Regions from separate parts of the Homo sapiens genome. Here region 2 is linked to region 1. Evidence: chromatin loops called from intact Hi-C (ENCODE). Cell type or tissue: Calu3. All regions are shown on one strand. Region 1 overlaps COL6A6 (collagen type VI alpha 6 chain). Region 2 overlaps PIK3R4 (phosphoinositide-3-kinase regulatory subunit 4).

Evidence for each region. Hi-C counts contacts between places; a loop is a spot of excess contacts. Peaks named below come from ENCODE experiments on the same cell type or tissue, not always from the same donor. Only the 100,000 strongest peaks of a DNase experiment are listed, where the experiment ranks them.
Region 2: a loop joins it to region 1, with 17 times the contacts of the local background. A loop is called at or near these places in 1 of 110 quality-filtered maps.

What each region holds. Positions count from the first base shown.
Region 1 is chr3:130,536,125-130,541,124 of GRCh38, reverse strand. All of the region lies in intron 1 of COL6A6 (collagen type VI alpha 6 chain), which reads right to left. Among named protein-coding and RNA genes, the nearest start is that of COL6A6, 21 kb to the right of the region's middle. RefSeq lists a silencer at 1,889-1,958. In Calu3, a CTCF peak has its summit at 1,912 (motif pointing right); a DNase peak (open chromatin) is centred at 1,924.
Region 2 is chr3:130,724,849-130,729,848 of GRCh38, reverse strand. It overlaps PIK3R4 (phosphoinositide-3-kinase regulatory subunit 4), which reads left to right. Exons shown (of 20, transcript NM_014602.3): 6 at 1,165-1,386. Among named protein-coding and RNA genes, the nearest start is that of PIK3R4, 19 kb to the left of the region's middle. In Calu3, no CTCF peak of the experiment used is centred here; a DNase peak (open chromatin) is centred at 2,528.

The DNA.
Region 1 (5,000 bases):
TTTTTTCCTTGTAAATTTGTTTAAGTTCCTTGTAGATTCTGGACATTGGATTCCTCAAAGACCTACAACCAGAAATACCATTTGACCCAGCAATCCCATTACTGGGCATATACCCAAAGGAATATAAAAAAATCTATTATAAAGATATATGCACACATATGTTCACTGCAGCACTATTCACAATAGCAAAGACATGGAATCAACCCAAATGCCCATCAGTGATAGACTGGATGAAGAGAACTGGTACATATACACCATGGAATACTATGCAGCCATAAAAAGAAATGAGATTATATCCTTTACAGGGAAATGGATGAAGCTGGAAGTCACTATCCTCAGCAAACTAATGCAGGAACAGGAACCCAAACACCTCATGTTCTTACTTATAAGTAGGAGCTGAACGATGAGAACACATGGACACAGGGAGGGGAACAACACACAATGGAGCCTGTTGAGGGAGGGTGGGGTCAGGGAGGAGAGCATTAGGGAAAAGAGATAACGCATGTTGGGCTTAATACCTAGGTGATGGGTTGATAGATGCAGCAAACCACCATGGCACATGTTTACCTTTGTAACAAACCTGCACATCCTGCAATGTATCCTGGAGCTTAATTAAATTTTTTAAAAAAGAAAAAAAGGGCAGAGCACAAAGGATCTGTAGGTCAGTGAAATCATTCTGATACTATGATGGTGAACACATATCATTATAAATTGTCTAAACACATAGAATGGACCACATGAAGAGTAAACCCTAATGTAAATTATGGACTTTGGGTGATGATGTGCCAGCGTAGGCAGGTTCATCAATTGTGACAGATATCCCACGCTGATAGAGGATATTGATAATCAGGGAGGCTATGTATGTGTGATAGAGGATATATGGGAAATCTGTCCTTCAGCTCCGTTTTGCTGTGATGCTAAAACTGCTCTAAAAAAGTCGTCTATTTTTAAAAAGGAAATAACCATAAGGGTCAGGATAGTAGTTACATAGGATGTGGGGGGCAGAGAGAAAGGACTGAAAATAAACTCATTGTAGATATGTTATTATCAACATTCCAGTTTTCATGTGGTAGAGGTTTATGGTTTATTATTAACAAATAAGCAAATAAATAGAACCTCTTGCAAGGACCCATAAATGAGTATGTAATGAACTGTGGGTTAGAATTAACCCAATTCTATGTACCTGAAATCCAATAAATGTATATTTTTAAAAAACTCAAAATTTTTAGAATTAAATACTGTTGAAGGAAAGAGATCAGGCAATTAAGCCTCCAGTTCATTTAAATGCTGACAGCAGGTATGAAACAATTGCAGGGAGTATTTGTCCCACTGAGATGGTCATCTGTAATAAGTTTTGTATTAGTGTGGCAGGAAACAAGGAAGTGAAGAGCATATTTTGATCAAAAGAACCTTCCTTGAGCCCATAATTTTTCATGGTGTACTGCAGAACCCAATTAAAGGAACTCAAAGAAATAAATTTTTTTTTTTTTTTGAGACGGAGTCTCGCTCTGTTGTCCAGGCGGGAGTGCAGTGACGCGACTTGGCTCACTGCAACCTCCGCCTCCCGGGTTCACGCCATTCTCCTGCCTCAGCCTCCTGAGTAGCTGGGACTATAGGCGCCCACCACCACACCCGGCTAATTTTTGTATTTTTAGTAGAGACGGGGTTTCCCTATGTTGGTCAGGCTGGTCTGAAACTCCTGACCTCTTGATCCACCGGCCTCGGCCTCCCGAAGTGCTGGGATTACAGGCGTGAGCCACCGCGCCCAGCCCAGAAATAAAATTTCATCAATGAAAAACCACCTAGCAATAACCATAATCTCTGTGGCTGACACTTCTTAGTTGTTCACCAAAAATTAGTGCTGCCCATTCCACATTGAGAAGTTGTCACTGAGCCATGGCGGCCAGCAGGGGGCTATATTTTCTAGCTCCACTTGCAATGGCTAAATGAGTGCCAGCCAATGCAACCTCAGCAGAAATTCCCACAGGGGGCACCTCAATCTTTCTTCCCCTTCTGATTGGCTGGAATGGAGACAATCTCAAGCACCAAATGTTGAGGATGGCAAGGTTACTCTCAGCATGGGGACCTGAATGGCTGTGTGGACAGGGGCCACCCCATGAATGTGTTTACAGACCTACTTCTGTTAAATCAGTAATAATTTAACTTACTATTGTGTGTGCATCAGTATACATTTTTAGGTTTATTAGCTACAGCAGCAAGCATTACCCAATGTAGCCTCTAGCACCTATGATTGTAGGATAGCATGAAATAGTAGAGATAGGAGAGAAATTCTGAGCAGGGGATAGGAGGTGTGGGACAAATTCGAGGCACAGGCAGAATCACTCCACTGAAAATGACTTGGCAATACTGAGCTCACACTCCAATTATACTAGGATCCACCTGTAAGGCTGTGTAGGCTAGTAGTTAAACTCATGGATTCTGGCATCAGACTGCCTAATTAAAATCCTAGTTCTATAGCCCACAAACTGCATGACTAGGCAAGTAATTTAATTGCTTTGAACCCATTTCTCATCCATAAAATGGTGTTAGTAACCACATCCACTTCAAGGAATTGTTTTGGGGGTTAAATGAACTGATGTGTGTAAACGAGTTGGCACAGTATCTTCTTTGCAGCAGATACTAAGTAAATGTTAGCTGTTGTCATTATTTTTATTTTTGTTGCCATCTTTACAATGGGACAGCTTGTGAGTAACCTAGAAAAGGCACCGCCTGGCAAGGAACTTTATTTACTCTCTCTCCTAAAGTCTTTCCTTATCACATTTTCAACTCTTAACATGTCTACAGGCTTGTATAACATTTGCTTAGGTATAATATTTTGCAGATTTCCAAGTCTTTTCACAGCCATTATCTCCCTGAACCCTGAGAGTACCCCTGTAAAGTAGGTATAATTTTTTATTCATTTTTTACAAGGGAAACATCTAAGTCTTGGCAAAGTTGAGCATTTCCTCAGGTCACAGCCAGTCCTGCTGATCTGAGTCCAGTGCTTTTTCCACTATATCATATTGCTTTCCTTGAGGCAAAGCTTTGCATGCTATCCAGTTCTCTGCAGATGAAGGAATTTTATCTAATGTGTTAGAATGTACCAGATAATCTGTGTGTAATTATCTTTCACTGGAAATTTCTTTAAGTTGTCTTCTTTCTCAATGAATGGATACCAACTGCTGTGAATTTCTGCCATTGACAGCTAATCCCATTAAGTCTGAATAGAGGCTCTGTATCTCCAAGTTGCTGTTTTTCTGTATTTGACCAAGATACAAAAGGGCAGCCATACTGACACAATTTATAACGGCCAATAATGACATCAGCTAGTCTGAAATCTGTCCAGCAATACCCAAAGGACTAGAGAGGTAATAAAATATTTGGTCACTGATAAAATATTCATTACAGCTAAATCAAAAGCATGCATGGCAGGAAAAATGAGGTTTAACTGGTACTCTTGAATATCCCAGCAGCTAAGCCCAAAGTAGACATTCAACAAATATCTGCTAATTGTTGACCACCTAAGTTTTAGGCTTGGAAAAGCAAAACACAACTAAAGAGATTCACACAGGGTAGCATTTGAAAGCTAGCATGGATTTTCTCTATTAGCTCAAGTATTAAGTACCTTTGAAAAATAGTCTGACCTTGCATTGAGCAAACTAAGTAGAGAGAAACTCATAAGATCCCTGGGCTGACTGGCTACAGTTGGTGGGGTGTGGGGGTGTTTCTGGAACGAATAACAGCTACTACTGAGCACTACTAAGTGCCAGCCATTATTCTAAGAGCCACACTTAATTGTCTCAACAACCCGATGAGTACCAGACCCACTTTACAGATGAGATTGAGTTAGAGGGTTAAGTAGCTTGCTGAAAGTCACACAGCTATTAATTGATAGAGCTAGAACAAACTAATCAATCAAATGTGAATGTAGTGTCCCTAACTGTGTTAAGGGAAACAGACAATCTAATTGCTGAGCTGTAACAAATACACTAAAAAATAATTAACTGTTAAATAATGCACAGTTGAATATGACTGCCATCTCAGTAAGTGGTACCACTACTCACCAAGTTTCCTCAGCTAGAAACATAGGAATAATTAACTCATCTCCTTTCACATCCCTGAGCAGACACTGTTAGTTTTACTTAAAAAAATTAGATCTCAGATCCAGCCATTCGTCAATACCTTTTTTACTTCCACCTTAATCTAAGACACTATCATCTCACCTGAATTCTAGCAAAAGCTTTCTAATTGGACTCCTTGCTTCCACTCTGGCCAATTACATATTATTCAAGTGTGCTTCATTTTAAACTAAAAATGAGATAGTTTCACATCTACTCAAAACCCCTTTCCATGTTCATCAGGGCCTTCCATGGTCTAGGCCCTATTAATCCTCTGACTTCATCTCCTTCCTCTCTCTCACCACTCCAGCTGCACTGATTTCACTTTTCCTTGAACAGGACATGCTTGTTCTACCTGAGGGCCTTCACAGTTTCTGCTACTTTGGTTTCCTTAGATGTGTGTTTAAATATTACATCCTTCTTAAAGGGACGTTTGGTTAGCACCCTATTGAAAATAATTTCCCCTTCTCTACCCGTCTACTCCCAATCACTATTATTTCTCTTCAGAGGACTTGTCTTCGTCAGCGAATCTATTGTGGTAATATTTGTTTCCTTGCTTATGGTCTTTCCTCATAAGAATGTGAGTACCACAAGGGCAGGTATGTGTTTTTGCAGGCTGCACCCTGGAGTCTGGAACAGTGCCTGACCCACTGTGGTACTTGAATGAACAAGTAAATGAATGGATGTATAGGGATGAAAGAATGAAAAGAGACAGGTGTCTCTTGTGTAAGGACAGAAGGACTCACAGAGAAAGTGAGACTTGAGTGTGACTTTAAAGGATGAACAGAATTTGGTTATGTGTAGAAAAAAGTGGAGAAGAATTTGTTTCATGAAGATGCATGAGCAGAAATCACTACGTAAGACTAACTATTGGAGAAGTTT
Region 2 (5,000 bases), 190 kb before region 1:
AGGTTTCTTTGTGTTATACAACTCTTTACAGATTTTTACTTAATGTTTGTTGAGTAAAAGATTTAGAAGTAAAGTAATAGATGTAATTTTCTCCAAGATGCTTCTAGTTGTGAAAAACTAGAGAAATCTAGTTTTTTAGAATTTTATGCTGCAAACAACTACAATTGTTACTTGTTAGAATGGCACCATTTTTAGACAACATGTATTATCTAGAGTTGAATACAGTGGAATAATTTTGAAGTTATAGGAGGATGTATCAGGAAGTCCTAGCCTTTTTTTATGGAATTACTTGGAAAATAATACTGTCCTATAACCATGTAATTGGACCTGTTGAGATAATAAAGTTAAATGGTAAAATTTTTGGGGAGGGAATCTAAAGTTTTTCTTAATGTGAGCATATAGTTTTGCATGTCAGACCAGTTACCTTTTTCCTTGACAGTAGTAGCTGGACCAAGAGTGGCCCCTGTCTTCTGTTTATTCACAGATAATTGTTAAAGATTAGCTCTGCATCAGGCAATTAGGAGCCTGCCCTAAGCACTAGAGCATGGTGGTGAATACGATAGAAACGATCCTTGCTCTTGAGCTTACATTTTAGTAAAAAGAAGACAGGCAGCTAAGTAAATAAATAAGTGAGAAAAAGTGAGGATGAGGAAGAGAAGAGGTAAGACCAGAGAAGACAGTGGCCAGATGAAGTAAAGCCTTGACAGAACTTGCAGTGTGTTTTCTGGCTTTCTAAAATAAACTGACCTTTAAAAACATTTTCTAAAAGGATTGCTCAGTACCATCATATTATATCCTAATCCTATTCCATTATTTTCAAGTCCTTGATTAACTGGGATCTTACTGGGGCAATGTGATTTCCTTTCTGGTGCTTCTCTATAATTTTCTCCTTGAGCTAATAAATGAAACTATTTGATTAGTGAGATAGTAACTATGTTTGTGGCATCTGCTTGTTAGGATATTCTTCACTTTATATTTCAGTTTCCCATCCTTCAGAGCTTTGAATAATGCAAAAAATTGGTGATTAAAGTCTTCGGTGGATTCTGTAATCAGTCTCTCTGATGAGTAAGAAAGAAGACTGGGACTATCTGTATGGGGAAAAATTGATCTTTTCTTAACTATTTCTTTTCTTTCTTTCTTTCTTTCTTTTTTTTTTTTTTTTAGAGCTCCAAGCCTTACATGAAATGGTCCAGCAGAAAGTTGTTACTTTGCTAAGTGACCCTGAAAATATTGTAAAACAAACCTTGATGGAAAATGGAATAACACGGCTGTGTGTATTCTTTGGACGTCAGAAAGCCAACGATGTTTTGTTGTCCCACATGATTACTTTCCTAAATGATAAGAATGATTGGCATCTACGTGGAGCATTTTTTGATAGTATAGTTGGTATGTTTTTTGCTTTTAAATTCCTTTAAGATTTTTAATCATCCTCTCAAATACTTCCATGCAATCTGAAGGATAGATGATACTACCAAATTTCATTAATAATGAAATGAATTCCTAGTATTTCTGTCTTCATGCTGCTTTTGGATGATGTAAGTATTTTGGCTTGGTTAAAATAAAGGGTTGGTATATCAACCTGTGTTACATCCGTATGAAGGAATACCGTGTGGTCATTAACTATATTTAGACAGAATAATGACCTGGAAAGTACCATGAAGTATGTTAAAGTGACATAAGTAGGTTGTAAATCCTCTTAAAGAATGATTGCTGTAGTGTAAAGGTAACAATAACAGAAATCATATATGTTTATAAACATGTTAATAAAAGTGAACATGCATCACTTTTAGAATCAGAAAATAAGTTAAAATATAATCATGGTTGAAAATCAATGTAGTTGGAAAGAATTAAGTTAAAGGCTTTGTGTAACTGAAAATTTGTGAAAATTTAAGCAGCATTTTTTTTTTGCTGTTCTTTCATTTTACAATTCTTGATTTTTAGATATATCTAAAGTCAGACATCTTGTGTTTTATATGCATGACTTATATTACATTTGTATTCAGAATTAGAAGTAAATGAAGTGGACAGTATTTTGCATGGGTTAAGTCATGTTTGATACAGGATTTAATATTTTTCTCTTTTGAATAATAACTGATCCCCTTTTCCCTGAATGTACTGATCTTTTCAGTTTAAGATTTGGCCAATTATGAAATATATGCTAAATTCATATTATTATGATTATCCACTACCCCCTATTATATCATTTCCCACATAGTTGTAACAGTTTATCTGTTAACCCGAAAAGTTTAAAGACTATTCTGCACAATAGAAAGCTTGGCTGTGTCCAGACTTTCTTGTGAGGCAGCAGAAGCTGTAAGACTTTAAGGGCCGGGCGCCGTGGCTCACGCCTGTAATCCCAGCACTTTGGGAGGCCGAGGCGGGCGGATCACGAGGTTAGGAGATCGAGACCATCCTGGCTAACACGGTGAAACCCCGTCTCTACTAAAAATACAAAAAATCAGCCGGGCGCGGTGGCGGGTGCCTGTACTCGGAGGCGGCGGGAGGGGGGCTGAGGCAGGAGAATGGCGTGAACCCAGGAGGCGGAGCTTGCAGTGAGCTGAGATTGCGCCACTGCAGTCAGGCCTGGGTGAAAGAGCGAGACTCCGTCTCAAAAAAAAAAAAAAGACTTTAAGTTTTGGTTCCCAATAATCTAGGAAAGGTTTGCTGTTTGATTTTTGTTTGCTAAAAAAATAAAATGCAAGAAACCTATGTGGCAACAGGATTGATATTTCTGCAAATGCTATCATATGTTTTGGAGGAAAGGGTACTTTCTACTTTGAAAAACTTTCAAATTCCCGGTTATTTTTGGAAATTACTGTACCTGTTTTTTTCTTTTCAGACATCTTTTGTTTTTTATTTTTGCATTAATTTATAGATGCATCTTAGCCTTCCATCTAGGACTTCATCTAACTCAGTTCCTGAATACAGTATTCTTTGATTCTTACATCTTTTTGTCTTGCTTGCTCTCTTCTTCTTCCAAATAATGTTATATTTATTTCTTTTCTCGGGAAAAGTCGGTTCTTAAAACTTCCCCTATCTATTGGTCAATTCATGTGTTCTTTGAAACACATATTAGTTTGTCTTAATTTAAAAATAAATTTTTTATTTATAAAAAATAAATATGCTTATATTACTTTTGGAAATAAAACTTAGAAAAATTTGGAAAATACGGAAACCAGAAGAAAATAAATGACCATTAATCCTACAACCCATGTACAATGTCTGTTAAAGCTTTGATGTTTTTTCCCATAGCTATTCCTCTTCTCTTTCCATCCCATTTATCCCTTTCTGTCATATGCTGATCGTTAAGAGCAGGCATTGTGGAGCTATACTGTTGGGTTCAGGTGTTCACTTTGTCACTAGTTGTGGTTCTTGGAAAATCATTTAATTTTTTTGTGGCTTAGTTTACCTATCTGTAAAATGGAAATAAGAATAGTGCCTGTCTTACTGGTTGTTGGGGGATAGAATGAATTAATATATGTAATAGTGCCTGGCGTAAGTGCTATGTATATATTATATTACTTCCAAATTTTATTATTTCTTAAACTTTTTCTAATAACATACTTTAAGCATTTTCTCATATCATTAAAAATTTATTTGAAATCATAATTTGATAGGTCTAAACTATTCCTTTATATAGTTTTGCAAAAATTTAACCCTTTTGGATATTTAAATTATTTTCATTTTTTTCTGTCATATATAGATAATCTATATATTTGGTATAAATATGCAACGTATGTATGTAAGTAGTTGTTTCTGATTATTTTCTTAGGATAGAAGTAAAAAAATTTTAATTACTGTGTTAAAGAATGTGAATTTATTTTTAAAACTCATGACACATTTATAAGCTATTCAAAAAGATGATATCATTTTGCATCCCCATCTCCGTTAAGTGCTGCACACCCATCCAGTGTGAAATAGGCTTTACTTAGTCCTTGCCTGTTGGAAGGGTAAAATGATAACTTGTTTTGATATATATTTCTTAGCTTAACTATCAAGTTGAAAAACTTTTTCATGTTGATTATGCATTCATATTTCTAATTCTATGAATTTTAAAATTCATTATTTTGGCTTATTTTTTTCTGATACTTATGCTTTTCTTGTTCTTTTCGAGCCTTTATATACATATTAAGAACATTAATTTTTTAAATCAATTTTAAGCTCACGTTTCTTAGTTCTTTAACTTGATTTTTGAATCTTTTCTGTAGACAGTTTTTCTGAAGTCAGTTTACTCGATCTTTTTGCTTTGTGATTTTTTTTTTTCTACTTTTGTATGTAAAGTCTCTTCCCATTCCAGAATTAGATTAATAATCTGTTGTGTGCTTGTCTTTTTTTCTTTTTCATGCTTTAGTTTTTACACTTAACTGTTTAATTGATCTTTATTTTTGGTCTGTGATGTGGGATGAAAACTAAATTTTCTTTTTCTTCTCAGATATGTAACTGATTTTCCAGCATAATTTATTAAGCATTTTTTTTGTTTTTTTTCTTACTGGTTTGTTTCTTACTGTTTTATCATCTGTTGCATGCTTCTGTCTGTTAAGGTCAGTTTTCTGGCTATCTAGTCTGTTCCATTGATTTTTCTCTTCTTGTACTCATATTCATAGCCATATTCAATTTACATTATTATATATTTTTAATCACCTTTATCATCTGATAGGGTAAGTTTCAGATGTCATTCATTTTCAAAATAGTTTTAGCTATTTTAGCTCATTGTACATTTCAGTTTGTAAAGTTCCTAAATATAATTCACTGGAATTTTAGATAGAATTTTTCCTTTTATTAAAGAAAACAATTATAACATAATTTTTTAATCATAAAGGAAATAGGCTTTTAGAAATTATTTAAAATTTAATCAAAATGTATAATGTATGAAAAACAATAGTTGAAATTTCCAGAGGCAACTACTCAGCTTTCTGCTTTTATTTTAGTGTTTTCAGGTGATTATTACCATATCTCTAAATAATATTTTCATATTACTATTTTTAGAATAACCAACTTTG